6 separate regions of the Homo sapiens genome follow, and all the other regions are linked to region 3. The links are chromatin contacts, found by Hi-C or POLR2A ChIA-PET in ENCODE. All regions are on one chromosome and are shown on one strand. Each heading gives the region's core, a stretch centred on a gene start or an enhancer-like site at or near the end of the contact. The rest is flanking DNA. Distances are from core to core; before and after follow the strand shown. Region 1 holds the start of CEBPA (CCAAT enhancer binding protein alpha). Region 2 overlaps WDR88 (WD repeat domain 88). Region 3 holds the start of ZNF507 (zinc finger protein 507). Region 4 holds the start of GPATCH1 (G-patch domain containing 1). Region 5 holds the start of FAAP24 (FA core complex associated protein 24). Region 6 holds the start of RHPN2 (rhophilin Rho GTPase binding protein 2).

Region 1 (4,307 bases), core at 319-2,818, 960 kb after region 3:
GCAGGAAACCTCCAAATAAAATGACAAGGCACGATTTGCTCCCCCTACTCAGTAGGCATTGGAGCGGTGAGTTTGCATTTCCAAGGCACAAGGTTATCCTAAATACTAGAGTTGCCGGGCTCCCAGCTCAGCCCCAAGAATTCTCCCCTCCTCGCAGGGAGAAGCCACCGCCTGGCCCCCTCATCTTAGACGCACCAAGTCCGGCGCAGAGGAAGGGAGGGGACACGCGGAGCAGGCCAGGCTTTCAGGAGGCACCGGAATCTCCTAGTCCTGGCTCGCACGGCTCGGGCAAGCCTCGAGATCCGGCGACCCCAAACCACTCCCTGGGTCCCCGCCGGAGGCTGGCCCAGGGCGGTCCCACAGCCGCGCGCCTCACGCGCAGTTGCCCATGGCCTTGACCAAGGAGCTCTCTGGCAGCTGGCGGAAGATGCCCCGCAGCGTGTCCAGTTCGCGGCTCAGCTGTTCCACCCGCTTGCGCAGGCGGTCATTGTCACTGGTCAGCTCCAGCACCTTCTGCTGCGTCTCCACGTTGCGCTGCTTGGCCTTGTCGCGGCTCTTGCGCACCGCGATGTTGTTGCGCTCGCGCCGCACCCGGTACTCGTTGCTGTTCTTGTCCACCGACTTCTTGGCCTTGCCCGCGCCGCTGCCGCCACTCGCGCGGAGGTCGGGGTGCGCGGCGCCCAGCCCCTTGAGCGCGCTGCCAGGGCCCGGCAGGCCGGCGGCACCGAGCGCGGGCGCGGGGTGCGGGCTGGGCACGGGCGTGGGCGGCGGCGTGGGGTGACCGGGCTGCAGGTGCATGGTGGTCTGGCCGCAGTGCGCGATCTGGAACTGCAGGTGCGGGGCGGCCAGGTGCGCGGGCGGCGGGTGCGGGTGCGGGTGCGAGGGCGGCGGCGGCGGCGGCGGCTGGTAAGGGAAGAGGCCGGCCAGCGCCAGCTGCTTGGCTTCATCCTCCTCGCGGGGCTCCTGCTTGATCACCAGCGGCCGCAGCGCCGGCGCCCCGACGCGCTCGTACAGGGGCTCCAGCCTGCCGTCCAGGTAGCCGGCGGCCGCGCAGCCGTAGCCGGGCGGGGGCCCGTGCGCTCCCCCGGGCATGACGGCGCCGCCGGGGCCCGCGGGCGCGCCCGGGTAGTCAAAGTCGCCGCCGCCGCCGCCGCCCGTGGGGCCCACGGCCGCCTTGGCCTTCTCCTGCTGCCGGCTGTGCTGGAACAGGTCGGCCAGGAACTCGTCGTTGAAGGCGGCCGGGTCGATGTAGGCGCTGATGTCGATGGACGTCTCGTGCTCGCAGATGCCGCCCAGCGGCTCCGGGGCGGCAGGTGGGGCGGGAGGCTGCGCGGGGCCCGCGCCCCGGGGAAAGCCGAAGGCGGCGCTGCTGGGCGCGTGCGGGGGGCTCTGCAGGTGGCTGCTCATCGGGGGCCGCGGCTCCGCCTCGTAGAAGTCGGCCGACTCCATGGGGGAGTTAGAGTTCTCCCGGCATGGCGAGCCTCGGCGGCCTCCAGCCTGCGCGGGGCGTCGCCGCCGCCCACCCGGAGACCCTGCTCGCCCGCGCCCGCGCACCTCCGGGTCGCGAATGGCCCGGCCCGCGCCGGCCCAGCTTTTATACCCGGCAGGCCGCGTCGCCCCCTAGAGTCCGAGGCGGCCTCTGTCCCCGGGCTGCGGCGGCGCGGCGCCTGCTGGGTCCTAGCGCGCGGCCGGCATGGGGCGGCGAACCAGCGCGGCACAGCGCCGCGCTCCCCAGGCAGGCCGCGGCGCAACGCCCACCGCCTCCAGCGCGCCCAGCAGAGCCGCGGCGCTCGCTCCAAGCTCCGCCCCCGGCCCGGCCGTCGCCCCCGCGCCCACGTGGTCGGTAGCGGGGGCCCCCTCCTCCTGCCTGCCCTAGGCGCCCGTATCCAGCCACGGCCGGGAGCCCAGGAGTATCCCGAGGCTGCACGGGGTAGGGGTGGGGGGCGGAGGGCGAGTCTTGGTCTTGAGCTGCTGGGGCGCGGATTCTCTTTCAAAGCCAGAACCAGGCCTGTCCCGGACCCGCGTCCCGGGGAGGCTGCAGCGCAGAGCAGCGGGGCTGGGGCCGGTGGGGGGCCGTTTGGGACGCGCGGAGAGGTCCTGAGCGCGGTGGCTCTGCGTCTCCTAGCTCTGATCTCCAGGCTACCCCTGTGATTCCGCGCAGAGGTACCTCTCGGAGGACGCCGGGGTCCCATGGGCGGCGCCGCGCAGGGCGCTAGGACCCCGCGGGGAGCGGAGGCGGCCTCGGCCCGGGAGCCTGGAGGACCTGGCCGGTCGATCCGCCCGGGCTGGAAAACTTTCTTTATAATTACTTCTCCAGGTCGGAGCGCGCGGCTTGCTAGGCGCGCGGGGCCGGCGCTGTTACCCGGCGTGGAGTCGCCGATTTTTTTTCCTGCGGGACCGCGGGGCCCCCCAGACTAGCGGAGCTGGACGCCGGGGCGAGCACGGGGAGGGGCGCACCGAGGGAGGAGACAAACTTAACTCTGGGGCCGGGATTCCGAGGCGGGGGCCGCAGCCCTCGAGGCCCGAAGCCACCGCTTCCTCCCCCGCCTCCCCATTCAGGTGGGCGCCAACGGCGGGAGCGAGGGTGTCCAGGCCGCCGGGCTGCCAGGTCCGAGCACGCACAGGGAGAACTCTGCCCAGTGGTTCGCCGGGCGCTGTAGTCCCCGGGATCCTAGGGACCGAGGCGGCCAGGCCCTGGGGCCCCTTGAGTGCGGCAGCTAATGCTCTCACCGCGGCGGGGGAAGGAGCTTGCCACCGAGACCCCCAGCCACGTGCGTCCCTCGCATTCTTTACCGGGGCCGGGGTGGCGGCTACGGACCGTCAGCTGGGCCCAGATGGAGTCTTGGGAGCCCTCAAGTGTCTCCTGTCCTTGCCCGCGCCGCCCCTCGCCACTGGCGCTGAGGCCTGACGCCGCCTGCGTCCCGGCTAGAGGCGCGCTTGCCTACAGGTGAGGGAAGACCCCCTTCACCGACAGTGGCCTTAGGCCTGGCAAGGCGCCACGACCCGCCCAGGAGCCCCGGAGGGGGCACAGCTAAAAACACCGCTGGAGAGCCCCGAGCTTCCACGACGATCGCAGTAAAGAAGCAGTTTCATCTGGGCAACGCACACTGCGCTTTAATCAAGTTCCTATTCAACATAGTCCCAGTGATTAATAGCCCAACTGCTTCGTTTTCGGTCCAGAGCTCATAAACAAGATATTTTTAGCTTGACGCTTTTGGACGGGAGGGAGTAAAAACCAGATACGTTAAATAAATATCCCGATGTGAGCCGGAGAGCTGCTTGCTGAGCCAAATGCAGGACCCATTCATATAGCATTCACCTGTGGAGGGAGACCTGGACGGAAATCAAAAAGCACCAAGAGCGATTTGCGTTTTTTTCTGCGGTGCTAAAACTAATGGCTTTTCCTACCTAGGAACAAAGAAACGCCACTGTACATGCACGGTTCCCGGCCTGTGGAGTTGTGGGAGGAAGGCGATGTCTGGCCTTTTTTGCACAGCTGCTGTTGCCTGCCCAGAGATCGGGAACTCTGCCCCGTAGGACTGGAAGAAACCTCAGTAATGGGAATAAGACTTTGTCCAATAGGGGGCTGATGAATGTGTGGGGGCGACAATGGCAAGGAGTGGGACTCCCGGCCCGGGGTTCGCCAACCCCAGGGGCCACAGGTCCTCCTACAATTGAACCAGAATTCACCCACCCGGGCCTGCCCTGTGCAGGGTGCCGAGAGCCCAGGGATGCATGAGAGGGTGGCTCCTGCCTCTGGGAACTGGGACAGTGGGAGAGACGGATAAGTTGTCACACAGAGGCTGCTGGGAGGAAGGAGGAGACAGAAGGAGTAGGGGATGGGACTTCATTCATTCATCAAATGCACACGAGGCACAAATGGGAATCAAGGGTGGATGTGCTGTGATGAAGAGAAGTCCTGCCCTGAACAAGGTGGCGCTGTGGAGGAGGCAGAGATCAGATTTGTCTGCGGAGGTGTTATGGACTGAACTGTGTCCCTGCCCCAAATTCCTATGTTGAAGGCCTAACCCCCATGTGACTGTATTTGGAGATAAGGCTTTTAGGAAGTCATTAAAGTGAGATGATGTCATATGGGTAGGGTCCTAATTTGATAGGATTGGTGGCCTTATCAGAAGAACAATGTCATGGGCATGCACAGAAAGGAGGTGGCCGTCTGCAAGCAGGGAAGAGGCCCCTCACCAGAACCTGAGGGTGCTGGCAGCTTGGCTTTGGCCTTGGGCATCCAGCCTCCAGAACCATGAGAAATAAATGTTTATGGTAGGTCTATGATGGCAGCCTGCTTGGAC
Region 2 (4,212 bases), core at 1,713-4,212, 820 kb after region 3:
TGTGTGTATGTATGTATATATATATATATATATATATATATATATATATATATATATATATATAAAATTAAAGAGGTAAAGAGGACCTTTAGTGGTCCAGCTCAGCCTAGTTCTGGCCCCTGGCAGTCCTGGAGAAAGAGACCTTCTGTCTGATGGTGCCAGAACAAGTCCCAGGGAAGACTCCCATTGGCTCAGCTTGGGACACATGTCCATCTCTTAATGAATCACTTAGGGGGCAACGAAAGCCTCTGATTGGCCAGGTCTGGGTGACTTGCCCACCTGCAGAGCTAGGGTTGGGGTCAGAACCCCCTGATGCAGAGGGACTAAGAGTAGGCAAGGAGTGTTTCCCCACAGGAAATTGGGAGCTGTTGCCAGATAAAGGGACATAGAGGTGAATGGGGGCAGTGACAGGAAGCCACCGCGGCTAGCCAGCTCCAGGGAGGGAAGTGGGTGCTCTTGACACTCAGGAGCCAAACATATGCTCCCCTATCCTGGTGAGAAGTGGGGCTTGCTCTGTGTGTCTGGGGGCCTCAGCTGGCACACATGCCACTGGGGCCTGGCTTGAGAAGCACTAGGGTGCTTCTGGGCAACTTTCCCTCTTCAGCAGCACCCCTTGTCTAAGTCCCACTGTGAGGCACCCTGCCAGCTTCTGTCCTTGGCTTTATGGGGTTCAGAATCACATGCAGTTGAGCCAAAATTGTGCCACTGCGCTCCTACACTCTAGCCTGGGTGACGGAGTGAGACTCTGTCTCAAAAAAAGAAAAAAAGAAAGAAAAAAAAAAGAATCACATGCAGTTAATCATTATTATTCCTGATTCTGTATTTGTGAAGTCACCTACTTGCTGATATTTATTTGTAAACCTAAAGTCAACATTCATGGCACTTTCAAGGTCACTCACAGATGTGAAGAGCAGCAAAAAATCTAAGTCACCTCCCAGCTGAGGTTGGACAAGGCAACACTCTGCCTTCTTGTTTCACCTCCCACGTGGTAAAATGTCCTTTTTGTGGTCTATTTAGTGCCACCATTTTTTTTTGTTGTTGTTTGTTTGTTTTGCTCCCTCTGTTGCCCAGGCTGGAGCGCAGTTGCGCGATCTTGGCTCACTGCAACCTCTGCCTCCTGGGTTCAAGCGATTCTCCTGCTTCAGCCTTCCAAGTAGCTTGGATTACAGGTGCGCACTACCATGCCTGGCTAATTTTTGTATTTTTGGTAGAGATGGGGTTTCGCCATGTTGTCCAGGCTGGTCTTGAACTCCTGTCCTCATGTGATCTGCCTGCCTCAGCCTCCCAAAGTGCTGGGATTACAGACGTGAGCCACCACACCTGGGCTTTCTTTTGCTTTTTGTTAGTGATTTTGCTGTGTAAAATGGCTCCCTTGGCCGTGTGTGGTGGCTCACAGCTTTAATTTCAGTGCTGGGGGGGTGCTGAGGCGGGAGTATTGCTTGAACCCAGGAGTTTGAGATCAGCCTGGGCAACATAGTGAGACCCCATCTCTACCAAAACAAAAAAAAAAAATTTAGCCAGGTGTGCTGGCACCTGCTTGTAGTCCCAGCTACTTGGTAACTGAAGTGGGAGGATTGCTTGAGACCAGGAGTTTGAAGCTGCTGTGAGCTGATTGCATCACTGCACTCTAGCCTGGGTGACAGAGCAAGACCTTATCTCTAAAAATAAATAAATAAATAAATAAATAAATAAATAAATAAATAAATAAATAACAAATAAAATGATCCCTAACCACAGTGCCGAAGTGCTGTTTGCCGTTCCTAAGCGCGAGAGTGCTATGATGGGGAAAATGCATGCATCCATTCAGGCATGAGTTACAGCTGTTGGTTGTGAGTTCAATGTAAACAAATCAACAGTATATATGCAATAAGGTGTCTTTAAACAGAAACACACATAAAACAAAGTTACGTACTGATCAACTGATGAGAATGTGACCAGAGCTCGCAGGAAACTGACCCTGTATTTCCCCTAGGAGCGATGGTTCAGTATTCACTAATTCAGTGTCTGCAAAAACTGCAGAGGCCCCCAACCTTTCTGGCGCCAGGGACAGGTTTCATGGAAGACAACTTTTCCACAAATGGGAGCTGTGGAGGATGGTTTCGGGATGACCCAAGTGTATTACATTTATTGTGCCCTTTATTTTTATTATTATTACATTGTAATATATAGTGAAATAATTATACAAGTCAGCATCATGTAGAATCAGTGGGAGCCCTGAGCTTGTTTTCCTGCAACTAGATGGTCCCATCTGGGGGTGATGGGAGACAGTGACAGATCATCAGGCATTAGATTCTCATAAAGAGTGCACAACCTAATCCCTCGCATCCGCAGTTCACAATAGGGTTCATGCTCCCGTGAGAATCGAATGCTGCAGCTGATCTGACAGGAGGCCGAGCTCAGGTGGTAATACGAGCGATGGGGAGTGGCTGTAAATACAGATGAAGCTTTGGCTTGCTTGCCTACCACTCACTGTCTGCTGGGTGGCCTGGTTCCCAACAGGCCATGGATTGGTACCAGTCTGTGGCCCAGGGACTGGGGACCCCTGTCATAGAACATGACTACTGTAAATGATAAGAATCAGCTGTAATTGGCTTGGGGTCGTGGAGCCACTCCAGGAAGGGGTTTCAGTGTTGTCAGAGTGAGATGAGGTGGTGCCTCGCCAAGGCATCTTCAGCTGGCTTTGGGCTCACTTGGCTTGGAAAGTTGACCCCCATCTCCACCCTTTCATTTTCTGTTGCAGGCTCTTTTCTCATTTCTGGAGGGTTTGATAGGACTGTGGCTATTTGGGATGTAGCAGAAGGCTACCGGAAGCTCTCTTTGAAGGTACATGTGGCCAGCATGAGATTGAGGATCTGAACTTCCCTCCCGAGTCCTTCCTGTGCTCAATGCTGGTTGCTGGGGACACAGCTGTGAGTGACACAGGCCTTGATGCCTCTGTGGGCTGATGAAGGACAGACAGGAAGCCAGCAAACACACCACCGACTGTGAGGAGTGAAATGGAGAAACCACAACAGGGTGACATGATGGGGACAGAGGCGGGGGACCCATCCACATTGCATGGGCAGAGCTTCCTGGAGAAGGAGGTGTTTGAGCTGAGAACAGAAAGGACTACATAAGTGGGGATCTTGAAGAAGAAGGGCAGTCCAGGCAGATGGAACAGCTGATGCAAAAACCCTGAGGTGGGAGTGTCTAAGAACAGCAGAAGTTACTGTGCAGGCCTGGGCACTGTGGCTCACTCCTGTAATCCCAGTACTTTGGGAGGCTGAGGTGGGCGGATCACCTGAGGTCAGGAGTTTGAGACCAGCCTGGCCAACATGGTGAAACCCCCGTCTCTACTAAAAATACAAAAATCAGCCGGGTGTGGTGGTGCAAACCTGTAGTCCCAGCTACTTGGGAGGCTGAGGTGGGAGGATCGCTTGAACCCGGGAGGCGGAGGTTGCACTGGGCCAAGATTGTGCCACTGCACTCCAGCCTGGGCGATAGACTGAGATTCTGTCTCTAACAAAACAAAACAAAACAAAAAACAGAAATTACCTTGAAGAGAGACGCATGCCCTAGTGAGGCATGCACAGAAAGCTTGGGGTTCCAAAATGGGGATGTCAACTGAATGCTCTGGGCTACAAGTGAGAGGATGAGAGGAGCCCCAACTCAGAGTGGCTCTATGATACGGGGATGTGTTATCCAACACAGCAAGAACCCACAATTGCCTCATGCTGTGCCCCTGTTCCCCCAAGGGGCCCCACACCCCAGGATTTCTGCATACTCCCTGGTTTCACGATCTCACTGTCACCTTTGGCTGTGAATGCGTGCATCCCTGATTCTTGGTCTTTCTGTTCCCAGGGACACAAAGTAGACATGTGTCCTTGAGCAGCCCATATTCAGGTCCCTGGGGCTGGTCTATCTGAGCTGTCTTCTCCTAGGACTTGGGGAGACAAAGCGAGTTTCCTCACAGCAAATAAACGGATTAAAATGGAATGTTAAACCTCTCTGTGCTTAAAGTCCCTCTGTCATCTAGGCACAGTGGCTCATGCCTGTAATCCCAGCACTTTGGGAGGCTGAGGCTGGAGGATCATTGGAGGTCAGGAGTTCGAGACCAGCCTGGCCAACATAGTGAAACACCATCTCTACTAAAAATACAAAAATTAGCCAGGTGTGGTCATGCCCACCTGTAGTCCCAGCTACTTGGGAGGCTGAGGCATAAGAATCTCTAGA
Region 3 (4,215 bases), core at 1,310-3,809:
TGCAGATCCCAAAAAGGGAGAGGCAGGGAGGGGGGCAAGGTTTGAAAAACTACCTATAGGGTACAATGTTCACTATTTGGGTGAGGGAATCAATGGAAGCCCATACCTCAGCATCATCTAATATACCATGTAACAAATCTGCACATGGACCTCCCTAATCTAAAATTGAAGGAAAAAAAAGGCCAGGTGCGGTGGTTCATGCCCGTAATCCCAGCAATTTGGGAGGCCAAGGTGGGTGGATCATCTGAGGTCGGGAGTTCGAGATCAGCCTGGCTGACATGGTGAAACCCCATCTACTAAAAATACAAAAACAAGCCGGGCGTGGTGATATGTGCCTGTAATCCCAGCTACTCTGGAGGCTGAGGCAGGAGAATGGCTTGAACCCAGCAGGTGGAGGTTGCAGTGTGCCGGAATCGCACCATTGTACTCCACCCGTGGCGACAGGGTGAGACTCTGTCTCAAAAAAACAACAACAAAAAATCAGCTCCAAAATCATCAGAGACTTGCTCACCCTACATATCCACCACCATGGGTCAGCTGGGGACTCAGCTCATCATTGTCCCTCTAAGATGCTGGCTGACGGGATGGCCGCCACCTGAAACACTGCCAGTCATCAAGCCAAAGGGAAACATACTCTGGAGGGAACTGCACTGGCAATTAAATGCTCCAGTATGAAGGGAATGCCCTCACTCCCACACACGATCCATTAGCCAACACCAGTACTGGCCACACCCCCGAGCCACAGGGTCAATGGAAACTAACCTTATGCCAGAAGAGGGACAATGGGAACTAGCTGGTGAATACCAGTAATGACCACCACAGGAACTTCAAACGAAGATACACTTTCGTTCGCTTGTTTTAAAAGTTCTTTATTATCCCTAGATTATATTTTCTCTATTGTGTTTCTGCACTCTCCCTTGATCAAATAATTCTGTCATTTCGTCTGTCTACTTTCAGATTCATGGACATTACACTTAAGACATGACTAACGAAAAGCCTCTCTTCAGATAATGATAAGTTAGGATTGTTTGTGCCAATAGCCCAAGGCAAGGAATTTCTCATATTACTTGTTTGTTCTCCCTTTCAACACTTCGTATTTCTGGGTTTTCTTCACTGTTTTTTCTTTCCACCCTTCCATGCTAGTCTCCTGCTCAATCTCTTACCTTTTATCGAAAAAAAAATTACTCAACATTTTATTTTTTCACAGCTATTTGGTCTAATTGGCAAAGGATTCTGTGGAATAGCAGAATTCTAACTTTGCAGCCGGGCGCGGTGGCTCACGCCGGTAACCCCAGCACTTTGGGAGGCTGAGGCGGGCGGATCATGATGTCAAGAGATCGAGACCATCCTGGCCAACATGGTGAAACCCCGTCTCTACTAAAAATACAAAAAAATTAGCTGGGCATGGTGGCACGCCCTGTAGTGCCAGCTACTCGGGAGGCTGAGGCAGGAGAATCACTTGAACCTGGGAGGTGGAGGTTGCAGTGAGCCGAGATTGCGCCCCTGCACTCCAGCCTGGGGAGAGAGTGAGACTCTGACTCAAAAAAATAAAATAAAAATAAAAATAAAAATTCTAACTTTGCTGGTTTCCTAACCCCCAAATTCAGATGAATTTGAATTCTGAAATACAGTAACAGGAATTATCAGCCTGTCTGATTCTAAATTTTGTTGGATCTTCCTCCCAGGACCGTGGACAGCCCAGCCAGCTGTAAAGGCCTCTAAAAAGATCTGGAACAGATCCCCAAGAGGTATCTCACCAAATGAGTCCATTCCACTACAATGGCCAGAATCTTCAGTTTTACACCCTTGCTCATGCCCACCGCTCACCCGGAGTCCAGACCCAAGCACCATGCTGCGTAGTTCCTAATACGGCAAAACTATCCAGCATTTTTGGTGAAATTGGCTGGAATGCTTCACTTAGTCCGTTTTTCACTGTTAGCAGGAGAACCACCCTAGTATCTTTCATAGAACAGATCCGAATGACAAACACCATCGTGCCCTCGGAGGGCTGAGCTTGTGTTACTGGGTCTGGTCCTACAAACCCTGAAAATCCTGAATCTCTCAAGCAAAGAGATTCCCCAGGGCCAGCTCTGGCCCTTAACAGGCACCCCTTAACGCCAAGCTGCGAATCTGGCTAGGACCTCTATATTTTAGCCAAGAACACCTTGAAATGTACAGTCCTACCAAAGGAACTAATACAAATCCAGAAGCACAAGGCTAAAGAAAAAAAAAAAAAAAACCCCAATGCCCATTGTTGAAAGCCAATTGCGGGGTGAGTGGGGTGATAAGGCTAGCCCACAGCGGATTTAGGCGACGTGGGGAGATGCCAAAGTGAATACACGGTGACTTCTAAATCTAGACGTCTGGAAGGGGCCATGAGAGCCAGACAACTGGGCCCGAACCCCGCCCGGGAGCCAGGGTTTGCAAGGGGCTAAACCGGCTGGGGAGCCTCCCTCTCGCGGGTCCAGCCTCGGCGGCCCGGGACGCCGGTAGGCGGGGCCTGAGCCTCGCCCCGCCCCCGCTGCCCGCCATTCGGGTCACCTGACCCACCCGCGGCTCACGTGATCCGTCCCCAGCGCCGCCATTTTGGAGCTCCGGATGAGGAGGGGGAAACCGGGGGAAAAGAGGGAAAAGAGCCGGGAGAGAGGTGGGCAAGGACGAGGGCGAGGGCACGGCCGGGTCCTGGCTGGCCAAACGAGGCTCGCGGAAGCAGCAGCCGCCGCCTGACCGCAGGTACCGCGCCCCGGGGCCGCCCCTCCGCCCGCTGTTAGCGCCGCCGCCGGCCATGTGCATCCTCCCCTCAGGCCTCTGCCGGCGCTCGCTTCCTCCTCAGCCGGCCGACCCCCGCCCGGTGCTAGCCACAAGCCCCAAGTTCCGTGTCCCGGTTCTGTCTTCTGTGCAGCAAGGCCTGCGGAGACTCTGGGCTTGCCCTGCAGCTGGGGGTGGGGGGAACTTGCTGCTCCCTGCATACTGTCACCAGCCCGGCCCGCCCGCAGGCGTTGCTTCCTTCTCCAGGCGTTGCTTCTTTCTGCAAATGTGAGATCGCTTAGGCCAGCCGGGATGGACCCAGCCACGATGTTCTCACAGCATCTTTTGATTAATTTTCTAAGCTCCCTCATTCCCGACCCATCACCTCAGTCCTTTAGCCAGTGCGTGGTGTAGAAAAAGCTACTACAGAAACGCAGCCCTGGTCTTCTGCATTTATTACCATCCTCTGGAGATAGAATGATGTCTCCAGAGATCACGGAGACCATCAGGGAAAGTTCCCACCTCTTAAGACCTGGGGGCATCGGAATGAATGGTTTGTGTAGAAGGCCGGGATGATTAATAAGGTGGCGGCCACTTTCCCAACCCCAAGGCGGTATTTTTAAGTTTCTGCAGTGGGCTGTAATTTGCTATCAGTCTGCATCGCTCTTCTCAGGCAATTACTGGATTTATCACCTCTTTGAGTTTGCACTTTCTCCAGTACTCCCCTCTCACTCAGAGTATGGGTTGCATTATTGATTAAAAGAAAGCCTGGCCCTTCATTCCTTTACCTCACTAACTCGTTGAAAATTAACTTCAGGGGAGCCCTAAAGATGTTTTTTCTGCCCTGGCAGTGAGCTATTTTACTTAACCGTAATCGATAAGGTAGTTGCATTCTAGGTGAAACGAATAAGCATTTTTTTATCTTTTAGATTTATTCCAGCCAGTATAAGAAACAGTGGCAAAGAAATGTAGGACCAGAGTAGGAAACTGCGTTAGAAGATATATAGGTCACACCACTGTGTCATATCTTTTTATGCTGTTTTTCTGCCTATTGTGCTTGGTTGCAGAATCACTCGTTAGATTGTATTTTTAGTTTAGATTAAAATAGCAATGTGCAATTTATTGTTCCATTCTCATTAGAAAATGTTGTCAGTAAAACCAATAGTGTTGAGTCCAGTACCTAAATTCTGAGGTAAAACAAAATACACAATTATTGGGAGAAGTTTCCAGAGCTATTTTTTCCTAACTTCTGCAAAATCCTCAAGTCGGCTTGTTAGATAAATTATTTAAATTTGCATTACGTAATAGGGTTGCATGAACATTCCTCTGAATTTCTTTTTACATGGAATATTGAGAAATTTTTCACTGCCAAAAAAAAAATCATTACTTTGTTTCACCAAGAAAGAGAAATGTTTTGATACTATATACTTTCGTTCTTGGCCACAGCTGGATTTTGAAGATTGATCC
Region 4 (4,844 bases), core at 244-2,743, 740 kb after region 3:
ACCATGTCCTTTGCAGCAACATAGATGCAGCTGGAGGCCATTATCCTAAACAAACTAATGCAGGAACAGAAAACCAAATACTGCATGTTCTCACGTATAAGTGGGAGCTAAACATTGAGCACACATGGACATAAAGAAGGGAATGACAGGTGCCAGGCGCAGTGGCTCACGCCTGTAATACCAGCATTTTGGGAGGCCGAGGCGGGTGGATCACTTGAGGTCAGGAGTTCAAGACCAGCCTGGCCAACATGGTGAAACCCAGTCTCTACTAAAAATACAAAAAAAAAAAAAAAAAAAAAAAAAAATGGCCGGGTGCGGTGGCTCACATCTGTAATCCCAGCACTTTGGGAGGCCAAGGTGGATGGATCGCCTGAGGTGGGGAGTTCGAGACCAGCCTGACCAACATGGACAAACCCCGTCTCTACTAAAAAAAAAATTACAAAATTAGCCAGACATAGTGGTGCATGCCTGTAATCCCACCTACTAGGGAGGCTGAGGCAGGAGAATCGCTTGAACCCGGGAGGCGGAGGTTGAGGTGAGCCGAGATCGTGCCATTGCACTCCAGCCTGGGCAACAAGAGTGAAACTCTGTCTCAAGAAAAAAAAAAAAAAAACCACCACAACAACCAACCAACCAAACAAACAAAAATTTAGCAGGGCGTGGTGGGGTGGACGCTTATAATCCCAGCTATCAGGAGGCTGAGGCAGGAGAATCACTTGAATCTGGGAGGCGGAGGTTGCAGTGAGCTGAGATCGCGGCCACTGCACTCCAGCCTGGGCGACAGAGCGAGACTCTGTCTCAAAAAAAAAAAAAAAAAAAAAGGGAATAACACCAGGGCCTACTTGAGGGTGGACCTACTTGAGGGTGGAAGGTACGAGGAGGGTGAGGATCGGAAAAACTACCTATTGGGTACTATGCTTATTACCTGGGGAGGAAATAATCTGTAACCCAAATCCCTTGCGACATGCAATTTACCTATATAACAAACTTGCACATGTACCCCTGAACCCAAAATAAAAGTAAAAAATAATAATAATAAAAATAAAGCGAAGCCCCACGGGGCGAGCATGAAATCTGGGAGCTCAGCCATTTCCCTGGAGGTGGCTGGGTGGGCGGTGGGAGTGGACGGGGCTGGGCAGTGACTGCTGCCAAGGCAGGGGGCTGGCGCGAGGGACGGGGGTAGGGGGCTGGGCAGGCATCGGTGTCGCCTCGCAGGGAACAGTTGGGTGGCTTCCAGCTTATGCCAGGAGTCTCCTCCTCACCCGCACATCGCGGGGCTAGGATGGGATGTCGTGGCTGCCAAATCCTCCGAGGCAACTCCTGCCTGGGACGGCCTACCACAGGATGGGCCTGAGAATCCGGAGCGCAGGCTCGGGCCGCTAGGACACCTTCCCCCGCCCGCGGACCCAGCCTTCCAGCATCACCGGGGTTCGCGGAGGAGAAAGAGGAAAGGCGTTTGGCCTGCCAAGGCCGCCGTAGCGAGGGGGCGGGGCCCGGAAGAGCAGGATGGCGGCGCGGGACAGTGACAGCGAAGAAGATCTGGTCAGCTATGGGACCGGGCTGGAGCCTCTGGAAGAAGGTGCGGGCCGCGTGGGCCGGCGGAGCCTGTGGAAAACAGGCCAAGGGCCCAGGATTCGGGCCACAAAAGCACAAGTCGGTGCTGGACCATTGTTAGATCGTTCCCAGCGCTGGGAACACGGCGACGAGGGAGGCGTTAGCCGCGCTCTCGGGGTGCTCACCTTCTGCAGCGACAGAGAGAGGTTTACAGGGACGGGAGACACAAGCGTGGCCGAACAAGGGGGCGGCGAGATAGAAACAAGAAAATGACGGAATAGCTAGTGTGAGAGCGGGGGGTGCTCAGGCAGTGTCTTCCCCGAGAGAGGACGTTTGAGCTCAGACTTGAAACCGAGGAAGAAAACAACCATGAGCAAATCTGGAGGGAAAGCATTTCAGGCAGAAGGAACATAAAGTGGCAAAGGCCCTGAAGTGGGAGCCAGTTTAGGAAATTGAGGGGCAGGCAGGACGGGTATGGTTGCAGCAGATGACAGCGGGGGAGACAGGTAGAAAAGAATGTCAGAGGGGCTGACAGGGGCTGGATCTTACTTGGTAGGGTAAAGAGTTTGGATCTTGTACTAAGTGCAGGATTAGGGTTAGGGTTAGGGTCATGGGAAATTACACAGGGAGGGATATATATATGATTTTTAGAGACAGGGTTTTGCTCTGTTTCCCAGGCTGGTCTTGAACTCCTGACTTCAAGTGATCCTCTCGCTTCTGCCTCCCAAAGTGCAGGGATTACAGGCTTGAGCCACTGTGCTCGGCCAATTTTTAATGTTATTCTATCTTTGATGTTGAGAATACACTGGTTGGGGATGGGTAAGAGTGAAGCAGGGAGATTAGCAAAAAGAGGTCAGGAGATGATGGTGGCATGGATGGGACAGCAGTGGTGGTGGTGTGTAGTGGTCTGGGTGGAGATATATTTTGAAAGCAGAGCTGACCATACTTGCTGGTGGAATGTGGGGGTGAGGGGCAAGATGAATCAAGGTTCTCTCCTGTGTTTCTGGTCTGTTCCACTTAACGACTTGACTTGTTCAGCAAGTTATGTATTGAGTGTCCAGTAAGGGCTGTTGGCTGTGCTAGCCCTGTAGGGAAGGCAGAGGAAGAATGGTGGAATCATTGGGCCACAATTTATTTGCAGACCTCCTGTTGGTGGGGGTCCCCTCCCTTTTTTCACCCTGACCACATCCTGCCAGGTTGATTGTACTTCTGGGATATCTCCACTTATGCCCCCTTTATTTCCTACAAACAGTTCTGGTGGAAACTTCTGCTGGATACTGGCCCTTCTTCTACCCTCGGCTTACAAAAGGTTGAGAAAGGGGCCAGGCACAGTGGTTCACACCTGTAATCCCAGCACTCTGGGAGGCTGAGGTGGGAGGATTGCTTGAGGTCAGGAGTTTGAGACCAGCCTGGGCATTGTAGTGAGACTCTGTCTGTAACAAACAAACAAACAAACGAAACAAAAGGCTGAGAAAGGCTAGTCTTCCGAATGCTTTTTATGTGTTTGAAGTCAGCTGTTGCATTTTCTTAAGACATCTCTGTTCTACACTCACTATCCCAAGTTCTTTTTTTATAGAGACAGGGTCTTGCTGTGTTGACCATGCTGGTTTCAAACTCCTGACCTCAAGCGATGCTCTCACCTTGGCTTCCCAAAGTGCTGGATTGCATGCATGAGCCACAGTGCCCAACATTTTTTATTTTAAAAATAGAGATGAGGCCGGGCGTGGTGGCTCACGCCTGTAATCCCAGCACTTTGGGAGGCCGAGGCGGGCAGATCGCGAATTCAGAAGATCCTAACCATCCTGGCTAACACGGTGAAACCCCGTCTCTACTAAAAATACAAAAAAAAATTAGCTGGGCGTGGTGGGGGGGGGCTCATGTAGTCCCAGCTACTCGGGAGGCTGAGGCGGGAGAATGGCGTGAGACTGGGAGGCAGAGCTTGCAGTGAGCCAAGATGGCGCCACTGCACTCCAGCCTGGGCGACAGAGCGAGACTCTGTCTCAAAAAAAAAAAAAAAAAAAATAGAGATGGGATCCTTCTATGTTGCTCAGGCTGGTCTTGAACTCCTGGCCTCAAGTAGTCTTCCCAGCTCAGCTTCTTAAAGTGTTGGAATTATAGGCGTGACTCTCTACGCCTGGCCCCAACCATGTTTTTGTTTTTTTTTTTTTTCTGTGACAGAGTCACGCTCTGTTGTCCAGGCTGGAGTGCAGTGGCGCGATCTCGGCTCACTGCAACCTCCGCCTTCCAGGTTCAAGCGATTCTCCTGCCTCAGCCTCTCAAGTAGCTGGGATTATAGGTACATTCCACTACGCCTGGCTAATTTTTGTATTTTTAGTAGAGACAGGGTTTCGCCATATTGGCCAGGCTGGTCTTGAAGTCCTTAGGTCAAGCAATCCATCTGCCTTCACCTCCCAAAGTGTTGGAATTACAGGCGTGAGCCATTGCATGTGGCCCCCAACCTTGCTTTTGAAGTGGAAGGAAAGGACATGGATTTGTAGACTTTGTTTTTCTGGACTAAAAACATTCTTTAACTTCTCAGTAATACAAGTTTTTGAGGATTGATTCATTGTCTTCTAAGCACTTTTTTTTGAGAGTTTCGCTCTTGTCACCCAGGCTGGCATGCAATGGTGCGATCTCGGCTCACTACAACCTCTGCCTCCCAGGTTCAAGAGATTCTCCAGCCTCAGCCTCCCGAGTGGCTGGGATTATAGGTGCCCACCACCATGCCCGGCTAATTTTTATATTTTTAGTAGACACAGGGTTTTACCACGTTGGCCAGGCTGGACTCGAACTTCTGACCTCAGGTGATCTGCCTGCCTCGGCCTCCCAAAGTGCTGGGATTACAGGCGTGAGCCACCATGCCCAGCCAGTTTTCTAAGCACTTTGAAATTTAAATGCACTCTGTCTGTATTTTACGATATAACACACTAGACTAATAATTATTTTTACTCCCTGCTTTGAAGTTTTAGTGACAGGTTAGACAGGCATTGGTAGAGGAGAACTCCATTTTAATTAAAGTTGCTGGCCCTGACAGAAAGGTTTATTAGTTAAGAGTTAACCAGGGAGCCTAGTGACAGTGGCTGAACTTTATAGACACATAGGCCTTCTAATCTGGAAAGAAGGGGGCCAGATACTTACCTATTCTTTCCTTAGACACTTCCACTTGGTTCTAGAATTCTTATCTACAGCTCATTCTATACCCAGATTAATTTTAGGGCCAATTTTCTCCTCCTTGATGCTGTGACTCTCACACTTAAAACTAACCGTGGCTTCCCTCGCCCCCAGGACAC
Region 5 (4,596 bases), core at 1,339-3,838, 630 kb after region 3:
TGGGGGGGCAGCCACAGCTGCACCTGGGAGCTCCCACCCCGCCAACTTGGAAGAGGCAGGGCTCCCACTTGTCCCTGGCTCCTGCCTGCGCGGCTGCAGCTGCATCTGGAAGGGCAAATTCTGCCTGTTCCCGGCTCCCCCAGGAGCAGAGAGGCTCGGATCCACAGCTGCAGTTTGGGTGGCTGTAGCCCTGCCCAAGAGGGTGGGGCTCCTGCCTGCTCCATAGAGCAGAAGGCCTGGGTCTGCAGCAGCGGTTTGCGGCTCCAGTCCCAACTCATGAGGGACGGGGCTTCCACCGGCTCCATGAAGTGTGCAGCCCTAGCCACACAGCGTGATGGCAGCAGCCACTGCCATCACAAGGACCCAAATTCATTTCTTGCTTCCCCTCCTCTTCCTGCGCAGAGTCCCTGTGCTTCAGCACTCAGCGTGGGCTTCCATTTCCCAAACAGCAAATAATTCATTCTTTTTTAGGCCTTGGTATTTGCTGTCTTCTGCACCCAGAATTCTTTCCTTACTCCCTGCCAGGCCCAGGCCAACTCTCCAGGCTGACGTCACTGCCCTTCTGGTACACACATCAACAGCAGTTCTTGTTTTACCATTGTGTACAGAATTATTTATGGGCTTGTCTATCCTACAGACCGTGTGGCCATAAGCTGTCAGTTGTGGGTATCAGCACACAGCAGGGACTCATTAATGTTTGGGGCTTTAAATAAAAACTCAAGCCAGATGCAGTGGCTCACACCTGTAATCCCAACACTCTGGAGGCCAAGGTGAGAGGATTGCTTGAGCCAAGGTTTAAGACCAGCCTGGGCAGCATACCCAGACCCCATCTCTACCAAAAAAAAAAAATTATGTTTTTTTGAGGCAGAGTCTAGCTTTGTCGCCCAGGCTGGAGTGCAGTGGCACAATCTTGGCTCACTGCAACCTCTGCCTCTCGGGTTTAAGCGATTATCCCACCTCAACCTCCCGTGTAGCTGGGATTACAGGTGCCCACCACCACGCCCGCTAATTTTTGTATTTTTAGTAGAGATGGGTTTTCACCATGTTGGCCAGGCTAATCTTGAACTCCTGACCTCAAATGATCCGCCTGCCTCAGCCTCCCAAAGTGCTGGATTACAGGTGAGAGCCACCTCACGTGGCCTCTACAAAATAATTTTTAAAATTAGCCAGGCATTGAGACTTGGCAGAGTGTGAGGCAAAAAATAAAATAAATAAAAAATACCTAGGTGTGGTGGTGCACACCTGTAGTCCCAGCTACTCAGGAGCCTGAGGCAGGAGGATCACTTGAACCCAAGAGGTTGAAGCCACAGTGAGCTATGATCATGCCACTGTACTCCAGCCTGGGCATCAGGACAAGACCCTGTCTCTAAAACTAAATTAAATAATAAATAAATATAAGAATCCCCTTGGCTGCTACGTGGAGAATGGACCTAGGGGAAGGGCGAGAGTGGAAGCAGAGAAACCAGTGAGGATCTGCCGCAGCAGTCCAGACAGATGCTGGAGGCCGGGGTGTGGGTGGAGATGGGAACAGCTGGCAGATGTATGTAGTGGGTATATCGGATGGGACTTGCTGATGGGGTGTACATGGTGGGTGGAGGAGGGAAAAATGAAGAATGGCTATATCCAGCAGTGCAGCAGGTGTACGTCGTCCAGGAGTTAACTCCGGGCACGGGGACGAATGCTACAGGGGAGGCAGGGTGCTCCTGTCCAACTGTGGCCGACCCTGGGGCAGAAGATTGTTAACGCCGGGCACAGTGGCTCACGCCTGTGATACCAACACTTTAGGAGGCTAAGGAGCTCAAGACCACCATAGGAACATAGCAAGATCCCTGTTTCCACAAAAATATTGAACAATTAGCCGGGAGTAGTGGCGCGCGCCTGTAGTCTCAGCTCCTCGGGAGGCTGGGGTGGGAAGATCGCTTGAGCCCAGGAGTTCGAGGATGCAGTGAGCTATGATCGCACCACTGCACTCTAGCCTGGGCGACAGAGCGAGACCCTGTTTCTTAAAAAAAAAAAAAAAAGTTTAGAACACGAAAAATCAAGGCTTCCTCAACTGAAAACCACTTTCTCTTGTGCCGCCCCCTTGACTGGATCTCAGGCCAAACCCCAACCCGCCCCAACACTTTACCCCTAATTCCCGGCCCCACAGAGCCCCACGCGCGGCGGGCGAGCATCTACTTACGAAATGACTCCTGCGGCCTCTCCGAAATCCCAGGAGCATCCTTGCAGCGCGAGGAGAATGGACCGGGGCCTGGACTCATCAGCAGATCTATCCACAGCCAGGGACCACTCCCTAAAGCCCGCCGCAGGCCCAGCCCTCACGCTTTCTCTTCGCAATGGACTTTGCAGCAACCACGTCGGCCATTGGCTCAGCTCGGCCCTCGACCAATCAGAGCTAAGGTTACTTCCACACCGGTCGTTCTTGGCAACCAGTGGGTACCGTTCAAATCCCCGCCAGGGCGGAAACGTCCGCCCTTATCCGTTCTCTTATTGGTCAGGTTAGACGTCCATTTCTGACGCCACAGCCTATCCGGCGCTGCGGGAGGCGGAGGGCGGGCTGGATGAAGGACTGGGCGAGCACCGAGGGCGTGAACCCGGAAGGTGGCGCGGCCACCAGTAACATGATCTCTAGACTGGGACGGTGGGGTTCCTGCCGGCTGTATTCGGGCCTTGGACTGGACTGAGAAGCTACGGTGCGGATCCAGCTGGGGTATCAGGGGCTAGGCACGTGATGAAAATGAAGGACGCGGACACCAGGACAGGAATCTCCTGGTTCTTAGAGAATTTATTTCGCCACAAATAATTGGCAAACGGGATCTCGCTGTATTGCTCAGGCTGGTCTCGAACTCCTGGGCACAAGCGATCCTCACGCCTCAGCCTTGCCCAATGTTGGGATTACAGACGTGAGCTACCATGCCCAGCCCAGGATTCTTTTAAAACTTAAATCTGATCGTGCCTCTGGCCTTATTGGAATCCAATGCCATTACCACCTCCACCACCACACATCCCGTCTCCAGCCACCCTGGCCTTCATTCAGGCCTTTGTGTTTTCTTTTTCTTTTCTTTTTTTTTTTTTTTTTTGAGACGAGTCTTGCTCTGTCGCCCAGGCTGGAGTGCAGTGGCGCGATCTCGGCTCACTGCAACCTCCGCCTTCCGGATTCAAGCAATTCTCTGCCTCAGCCTCCCAAGTGGCTGGGATTACAGGTGCCCACCACCAAGCCCGGCTAATTTTTTTGTATTTTTAGTAGAGACGCGGTTTCACTATCTTGGCCAGGCTGGTCTTGAACTCCTGACCTTGTGATCCACCCGCCTCGCTCGGCCTCCCAAAGTGCTGGGATTACAGGTGTGAGCCACCGCGCCCAGCCTGTGTTTTCTTATTAGTAATTATAAAGGGAATCTTATTTGACAGTTCTTTGACAAATAATTCAGTTTGCAGAGGGGATCCTGCCCCAGAGGCCCTGGCTTGGAGTGGAATGCAGGGCCGTGTGCAGGAGAGCCTGCTCAAGTGCCGCCTGGCTTTTCCCTCCTTAGGTGGAGACCATCCATGGAAAAGAACCCCCCTGATGATACGGGCCCCGTGCACGTGCCTTTGGGGCATATTGTGGCCAATGAGAAATGGCGCGGGTCACAGCTGGCGCAGGAGATGCAAGGTCGGTGGCCTGCCCTCTGCCAGCCCTTTCCTCCCCTGACATATTAAAAAAAAAAAATCTGCCTATTATTGCCATCTTTTCATCCAAAGCTTATGGAACTCATTTTCTTCTCTGTATTTTAAGGGAAAATTAAGCTCATTTTCGAGGATGGCTTGACACCAGACTTTTATCTGTCGAACAGATGCTGCATTCTTTATGTCACCGAAGCTGATTTGGTGGCAGGAAATGGCTACAGAAAGAGGCTTGTTCGGGTTAGAAATGTAAGTATTAGGCTGGGTGCTGTGGCTCACGCCAGTAATCCCAGCACTTTGGGAGGCCAAGGCGGGTGGATCACCTGAGGTCAGTAGTTGGAGACCAGCCTGGCCAACATGGTGAAACCCTGTCTCTGCTAAAAATACAAAAATTAGCTGAGTATGGTGGCGCACGCCTGTAATCCCAGCTACTAGGGAGGCTGAGACGGGAGAATTGCTTGAGCCTGGGAGGCAGAGGCTGTAGTGAGCCGAGATCACGCCACTGCACTCCAGCCTGGGCGACAGAGTGAGATTCCAACTCAAAAAACAAAAAACAAAAACAAAAAAGAAATGTAAGCATTGGATTAAAGAAACTCGAACATTGATTTGTCTCACCCCACCCTTCCCTCCATCCCTTGGTATCATTTATTTAAAATCATTGGCCAGGTCAGGCACGAAGTGATAGCATTCTTAACCTGAAAAGCAATTTGGTTGCAAAATGACTTACTGTCTTTTTTCCTTTCAAGTCCAATAATCTTAAAGGAATTGTAGTCGTTGAAAAAACCCGGATGAGTGAACAATACTTCCCAGCCCTACAGAAGTTTACTGTGCTGGACCTTGGAATGGTGCTGCTTCCAGTGGCCAGCCAGATGGAAGCATCCTGCCTCGTCATCCAGTTGGTGAGTACCGATTCCTACACCTTCGTGGTAGTCCTGT
Region 6 (4,369 bases), core at 1,850-4,349, 720 kb after region 3:
CTGCCTTTCATTCGGCCATTTGGTTTTGTTTTGTTTTCATTTTTATTTTTAAAATTTTTTATAGAGCCAAGGTCTTGCTATGTTGCCCAGGCTGGTCTGGAACTCCTGGCTTCAAGAGATCCGCCTGCCTCGGCCTCCCAAACTACTGGGATTACAGGTATGAGCCACCACACCCGACCCTCATTTGCTTTAGGTCAAACTGGCTCAGGTCATAGATCAGGAAAGATTCAGCATCAACACCTTTTATTTTCCTAGGATAAATAGACTCTTCGAACTGGTATGACTTAACATGGAGTAGCACAACAATTGTTACAAGGTCTCATTTTCAAAATTGATGATTTTAATTGTAAAACAATGATTCCTCTTATTTTGCACCCCTGATTCTCTCATCCAACACCAGAGAAACTGCATCTAAAAAACACCCCACTTTAGGAGGCCGAGGTGGGTGGATCACCTGAGGTCAGGAGTTCAAGACCAGCCTGGCCAACATGGCAAAACCTTGCCTCTACTAAAAATACAAAAGTTAGCCAGGCGTGGTTGATATGCGCCTGTAGTCTCAGCTACTGGGAAGGCTGAGGCGGGAGAATCACTTGAAACTGGTAGATGGAGGTTGCAGTGAGCCGAGATCGCGCCACTGCACTCCAGCCTGGGTGACAGAGCGAGACTCCATCTCAGGGGGAAAAAAAAAAAAACACCTGTAGCCGGGCGCAGTGGCTTACACCTGTAATCCCAGCACTTTGGAAGGCCATGGCAGGTGGATCACTTAAGGTCAGGAGTTCAAGACTAGCCTGGGCAACACGGTGAAACCCCGTTTCTACTAAAAATACAAAAAATTAGCCAGGTGTGGTGGCAGGCGCCTGTAATCCCAGCTACTTCGGAGGCTGAGGCAGAACTGCTTGAACCCCGGAGGCAGAGGTTGCAGTGAGCCGAAATCACACCACTGCACTCCAGCCTGAGCGACAGAGTGAGACTCTGTTTCATAATAATAATAATAATAATAATAATAATAATAATAATTAATAAATGAAAAACACCCAACTGTGCACCTTTCCTAGCTCTCTTGCCATCCACTCTTTCCCAGTGCGGAGCAAGAAGTCCTCCCCTGGGCTCACAGACACGGAGGGCTCCCACAGGAAAATGTGTTCTGGGAGGCTTGGGACCACCCCTCACAGGTGTGCTTCTCTTGCTGCCATTTTCCCCCAGGTGCTGCTGGAGTTCCAGAGCTACACCTGCTCAGAGAACAATCTGGGGAGGAAATGTCCCAGAAAGAGGCAGCAACTTGCGGGAGGCCACACAGCAATTTTGTGGGAGTGGCAGTCAGGCCCCGGGGCCCGAGGACAGACATAGGAATTCCCAGGCCAGGCCTCCTCCTGCAATTCCATGGCCTGTGATCCTCTGTCCCAAACGCCACACATAATTAGAAGTTATAATCCTGTAATTCCATGATGACATCTTTAAACTTAAATATACCTCAAAACTACTTTTTTTTTTTTTAATGCTAAAAGCAACTTCACAAAAAAGAAGTTTTCCCACTCTGCCCCACACTGTCCTGCCCAGGGCTCCTCACCAGTGAGCAAAGCCCACAGTCTCTCTGTGTCACCTGGGAGAAGGAGGAAGATGCCAAGACCATTTAAGAACTGGATCCTAAGGCTTTGAACAATTAAGAATTGATTCGTTTATGGGAAAGTTTCACTTCCCTATTTATAATTATGCACTGTCGTATCTATTATAAAAACGAAAATCAACAACAATCTCTCCACCCTCTCAGTGATCCCTGGCCAAGGGCCAAAAGCTATTTTTAGACTTGCTCAGGACCTAGAGGGAGGAAGGCTTGGAAGGCATCACCATGACTCCCGGCTCCAAAGCATCTTTGTAGCCCAGGCCCTGCCGCCTGCGGGTATCCCAGGGCCCCTGCTCCACAGGCTGGGGTCGCTTTTGAGGGACTGAGCTCCCTGACTGTTATCTTCTGGGCCCAAGAGCTCCTGGACATGCCAAGAACCTGCGAGGCCGGCACCCGCCACCCGCCGCCCGCCGCCCGCCGCCCGCCGCCAGCCCCCGCCAAGTCTCCCGGACAACAAGACAAATCCGCTTTGGCACACAGTGAGACGCACAAGACCGTGGGCCTCACCTGCGGTGCTCACGCCCTCCTGGACGACCCGGAGCGGAGGAGGGTGCAACGCCGGAGGCTCCCTCCCACCAGCAGCTCTCCCCTGCTCCCTGAAAAGTCCCACAGGCGGACTTTGGAAGCATTTTGGAGGCAAAAAGAGACCGCCGGCCGGGCGCAGTGGCTCACGCCTGTAATCCCAGCACTTTGAGAGACCGGGGCGGGAGGATCCCTTGAGCCCAAGAGTTCGCGACCAGTCTGGGCAACACAGCGATACCCCAGTTCTACAAAAAATTAGCGTGGCGAGGTGGCGCGCCTGCAGTCCCAGTTACTCGGGAGGCTGGGGCGGGAGGATCGCTGGAGGCCAGGAAGTCGAGGCTGCAGTGAGCTATAATCGCGCCACTCTACTCCAGCCTGGGCGACAGAGCGCCTAAAATAAATATGAGACCGCCAACACGCCTGGGATGGTCTGTCTCCACCCGCGCTCCCACCAAGCGCTCTTGCAACGCGCCCAGAGGCCAAGGGCGCCAGCGCAGCCAGGAACGGGTCCTTTCCCCAGGCACCAGGGATCGCAAGCGAGGGGTGGCGGGGGGTGGGAGGGGGGAGACCCAAGCACCCCTCCAGGTCCTCCGCCCGCACCTGCGCGGAGCGGCCACATGCGCCTCCCCTACTCCCCGCCCAGTCCCGGATGCCACCTGCCCGGGACGCCGGGGACATCGCCGCCCCCACTCCTCCCCGCCAGCCTCCGTCCGGCCAGCGCCGGCCCAGTGCGCCCCCTCCCCCTCCCGGCCTAGTGGACCCCGACTGCGCGCTCCCACGGCCCCTGCAGGGCCCGGGGGAAAGGAGGTCTGGAGCCCGCAGGTCCCCGCCCGCCCGCCCGAAGCCGCCCACCTTCCGAAAGTAGCCGTCGTTCTCCTTCTCCAGCGGCTGGGGGGCCGCGGGCAACAGCGCGTCGGTCATGCTAGCGGCGCGGGCGCGGAGGGCGGACGGCGGACTGAGGCGCGGCGGCTGAGGCTGGCCCGAGAGGACGTGCGGCCCCGCCCCTGTCCCCGCCCTTCCCCGCCCCTCCACTCCCACCCCGTCCCGCGGCCCTTCTAGCCCCGCCTGAGGCCGAGCACTGGAGCCCTGGAGACGCGCCCCGCCCCGTCGCGGGCCCCGAACCCGCGCCCCTTGAGGCGCTCGTCACCCGGAGAGCTGCGCCCTGGGCGCGGCGCCTCGGGGTTGTCTGTGGGCGTCGTGGCTGACTCAACTTTGCGAGTGCCGCGAGAGCGCAGGAAAGGCACTGGGGTCTCAGGGGCCGCAGCGAAGCCCTGGCTGTGGACCTGCACCCTGCCCTGGAGCCCGGGGAGTCAGTGAGGAAGGCGTGGATCCAGGCGCGTCCCTCCTGGGTGAAGCCCGTGCGCCGCGGGGGAAGGGGCCAGACTCGACGCCACGTCGAGGGCGCGGCGGGAGCTCTGGGCCCTGGGCCCGGCGGTTTGGAAAAGCTTTTCCCAAGAGGGGAGCCCATGGCGGAGGGAGCGTTGACTGCCCCGCCGAGCGCCTTGCCCGGACTACTCGGGCTTGTTGGCATGGGATCAACTCAGCCGATTCCCTGTCCGCGCTGCAAAGACGAGTGGGATCCGCTGGGCTCGCGGACTGCCCTGAGAGAGGGGACCAGGAGGGGTTTTGCGCCCCAGACACGGCAGATGTCCTTGAGCACAGTTCTTTTTTTTAAGAGATGGGACCTCGCTCTGTCGCCCAGGCTGGAGAGCAGTGTTGCGATCTCGACTCTTTGCAGCCTCGACCTCCCAGGATCAAGCGATGCTCCAGCCTCAGCCTCCCAAGTAGCAGGGGCTGCAGGCGCGGGCCAACGCGCCCGGCCTTTTTATTTATTTTTTTTATTTTTTTATTTGAGACGGAGTCTCGCCCTGTCGCCCAGGCTGGAGTGCAATGGCGCGATCTCGGCTCACTGCAACTTCCGCCTCCCGGGTTCAAGCGATTCTCCTGCCTCAGCCTCCCGAGTAGCTGAGACTACAGGCGTCCACCACCACACCCAGCTAATCTTCAGTAGAGACAGTTTCACCTTGTTGGCTAGGCTTGTCTTGAACTCCTGACCTTGTGATCTGCCCACCTCGGCCTGCCTCCCAAAGTGCTGGGATTACAGCTTTTGTTTTGTTTTGTTTTGTTTTGTTTTTAAATAGATGCGGGGTCTCACCATGATATCAAGGCTGGCCTCGAACTCCCGACCTTAAGTGATCCTCACTCGTCTCGCTCTGTCGCCCAGGC

Evidence for each region. Hi-C counts contacts between places; a loop is a spot of excess contacts on that map. ChIA-PET counts read pairs that join two places held with the same protein, here RNA polymerase II (POLR2A). Pooled maps may share reads with other maps.
Region 1: a loop to region 3 is called in a pooled map, with 4 times the contacts of the local background. The contact joins the promoter of CEBPA here to the promoter of ZNF507 in region 3. A Hi-C loop is called at or near these places in 1 of 168 maps with a recorded cell type or tissue (gastrocnemius medialis) and 2 of 50 pooled maps. POLR2A ChIA-PET finds 5 or more read pairs at or near these places in 1 of 52 experiments (A549).
Region 2: a loop to region 3 is called in a pooled map, with 2.2 times the contacts of the local background. The contact joins the enhancer-like site here to the promoter of ZNF507 in region 3. A Hi-C loop is called at or near these places in 4 of 168 maps with a recorded cell type or tissue (CD8-positive, alpha-beta T cell, OCI-LY7 and naive thymus-derived CD4-positive, alpha-beta T cell), 5 of 37 single-sample maps with no recorded cell type and 16 of 50 pooled maps. POLR2A ChIA-PET finds 5 or more read pairs at or near these places in 2 of 52 experiments (AG04449 and CD4-positive, alpha-beta memory T cell).
Region 4: a loop to region 3 is called in a map of CD4-positive, alpha-beta T cell, with 3 times the contacts of the local background. The contact joins the promoter of GPATCH1 here to the promoter of ZNF507 in region 3. A Hi-C loop is called at or near these places in 2 of 168 maps with a recorded cell type or tissue (CD4-positive, alpha-beta T cell and cardiac septum) and 11 of 50 pooled maps.
Region 5: a loop to region 3 is called in a map of CD4-positive, alpha-beta T cell, with 6 times the contacts of the local background. The contact joins the promoter of FAAP24 here to the promoter of ZNF507 in region 3. A Hi-C loop is called at or near these places in 2 of 168 maps with a recorded cell type or tissue (CD4-positive, alpha-beta T cell and CD8-positive, alpha-beta T cell), 8 of 37 single-sample maps with no recorded cell type and 20 of 50 pooled maps.
Region 6: a loop to region 3 is called in a map of B cell, with 14 times the contacts of the local background. The contact joins the promoter of RHPN2 here to the promoter of ZNF507 in region 3. A Hi-C loop is called at or near these places in 2 of 168 maps with a recorded cell type or tissue (B cell and cardiac septum) and 1 of 50 pooled maps.

Annotation. Positions count from the first base shown.
Region 1 is chr19:33,300,966-33,305,272 of GRCh38, forward strand. It overlaps CEBPA (CCAAT enhancer binding protein alpha), which reads right to left and starts at 1,569. Exons shown (of 1, transcript NM_004364.5): 1 at 1-1,569. The coding sequence starts at 1,449. The coding sequence ends at 373. CEBPA-DT (CEBPA divergent transcript) reads left to right here and starts at 1,856. Exons shown (of 1, transcript NR_026887.2): 1 at 1,856-4,092. RefSeq lists silencers at 1,400-1,969, 2,050-2,309.
Region 2 is chr19:33,157,674-33,161,885 of GRCh38, forward strand. WDR88 (WD repeat domain 88) reads left to right here. Exons shown (of 11, transcript NM_173479.4): 8 at 2,741-2,823. LOC124904691 (a long non-coding RNA gene) reads right to left here. Exons shown (of 2, transcript XR_007067228.1): 2 at 2,098-2,982. Among named protein-coding and RNA genes, the nearest start is that of TRT-AGT1-3, 17 kb to the right of the region's middle. RefSeq lists enhancers at 2,830-3,239, 3,583-3,752 and a cis regulatory region at 3,668. Within about 2 kb of position 2,963, at least 4 of the 41 ENCODE cell types and tissues checked have a DNase peak (open chromatin) inside an H3K27ac peak, as active enhancers do; they include CD8-positive, alpha-beta T cell, where a contact is called at or near this core.
Region 3 is chr19:32,343,051-32,347,265 of GRCh38, forward strand. It overlaps ZNF507 (zinc finger protein 507), which reads left to right and starts at 2,560. Exons shown (of 7, transcript NM_001136156.2): 1 at 2,560-2,733; 2 at 4,195-4,215. RefSeq lists silencers at 2,384-2,513, 2,544-2,733.
Region 4 is chr19:33,079,688-33,084,531 of GRCh38, forward strand. GPATCH1 (G-patch domain containing 1) reads left to right here and starts at 1,494. Exons shown (of 20, transcript NM_018025.3): 1 at 1,494-1,579. The coding sequence starts at 1,507. RefSeq lists enhancers at 1,389-1,718, 3,354-3,854, 3,825-3,994 and a cis regulatory region at 3,910.
Region 5 is chr19:32,969,654-32,974,249 of GRCh38, forward strand. It overlaps FAAP24 (FA core complex associated protein 24), which reads left to right and starts at 2,589. Exons shown (of 5, transcript NM_152266.5): 1 at 2,589-2,693; 2 at 3,531-3,649; 3 at 3,773-3,909; 4 at 4,407-4,559. The coding sequence starts at 3,544. CEP89 (centrosomal protein 89) reads right to left here and starts at 2,305. Exons shown (of 19, transcript NM_032816.5): 1 at 2,183-2,305. The coding sequence starts at 2,221. RefSeq lists enhancers at 2,113-2,332, 2,713-2,762 and a silencer at 2,443-2,572.
Region 6 is chr19:33,061,789-33,066,157 of GRCh38, forward strand. It overlaps RHPN2 (rhophilin Rho GTPase binding protein 2), which reads right to left and starts at 3,100. Exons shown (of 15, transcript NM_033103.5): 1 at 2,996-3,100. The coding sequence starts at 3,064. RefSeq lists enhancers at 1,794-2,422, 3,635-4,134 and silencers at 2,708-2,927, 2,988-3,487.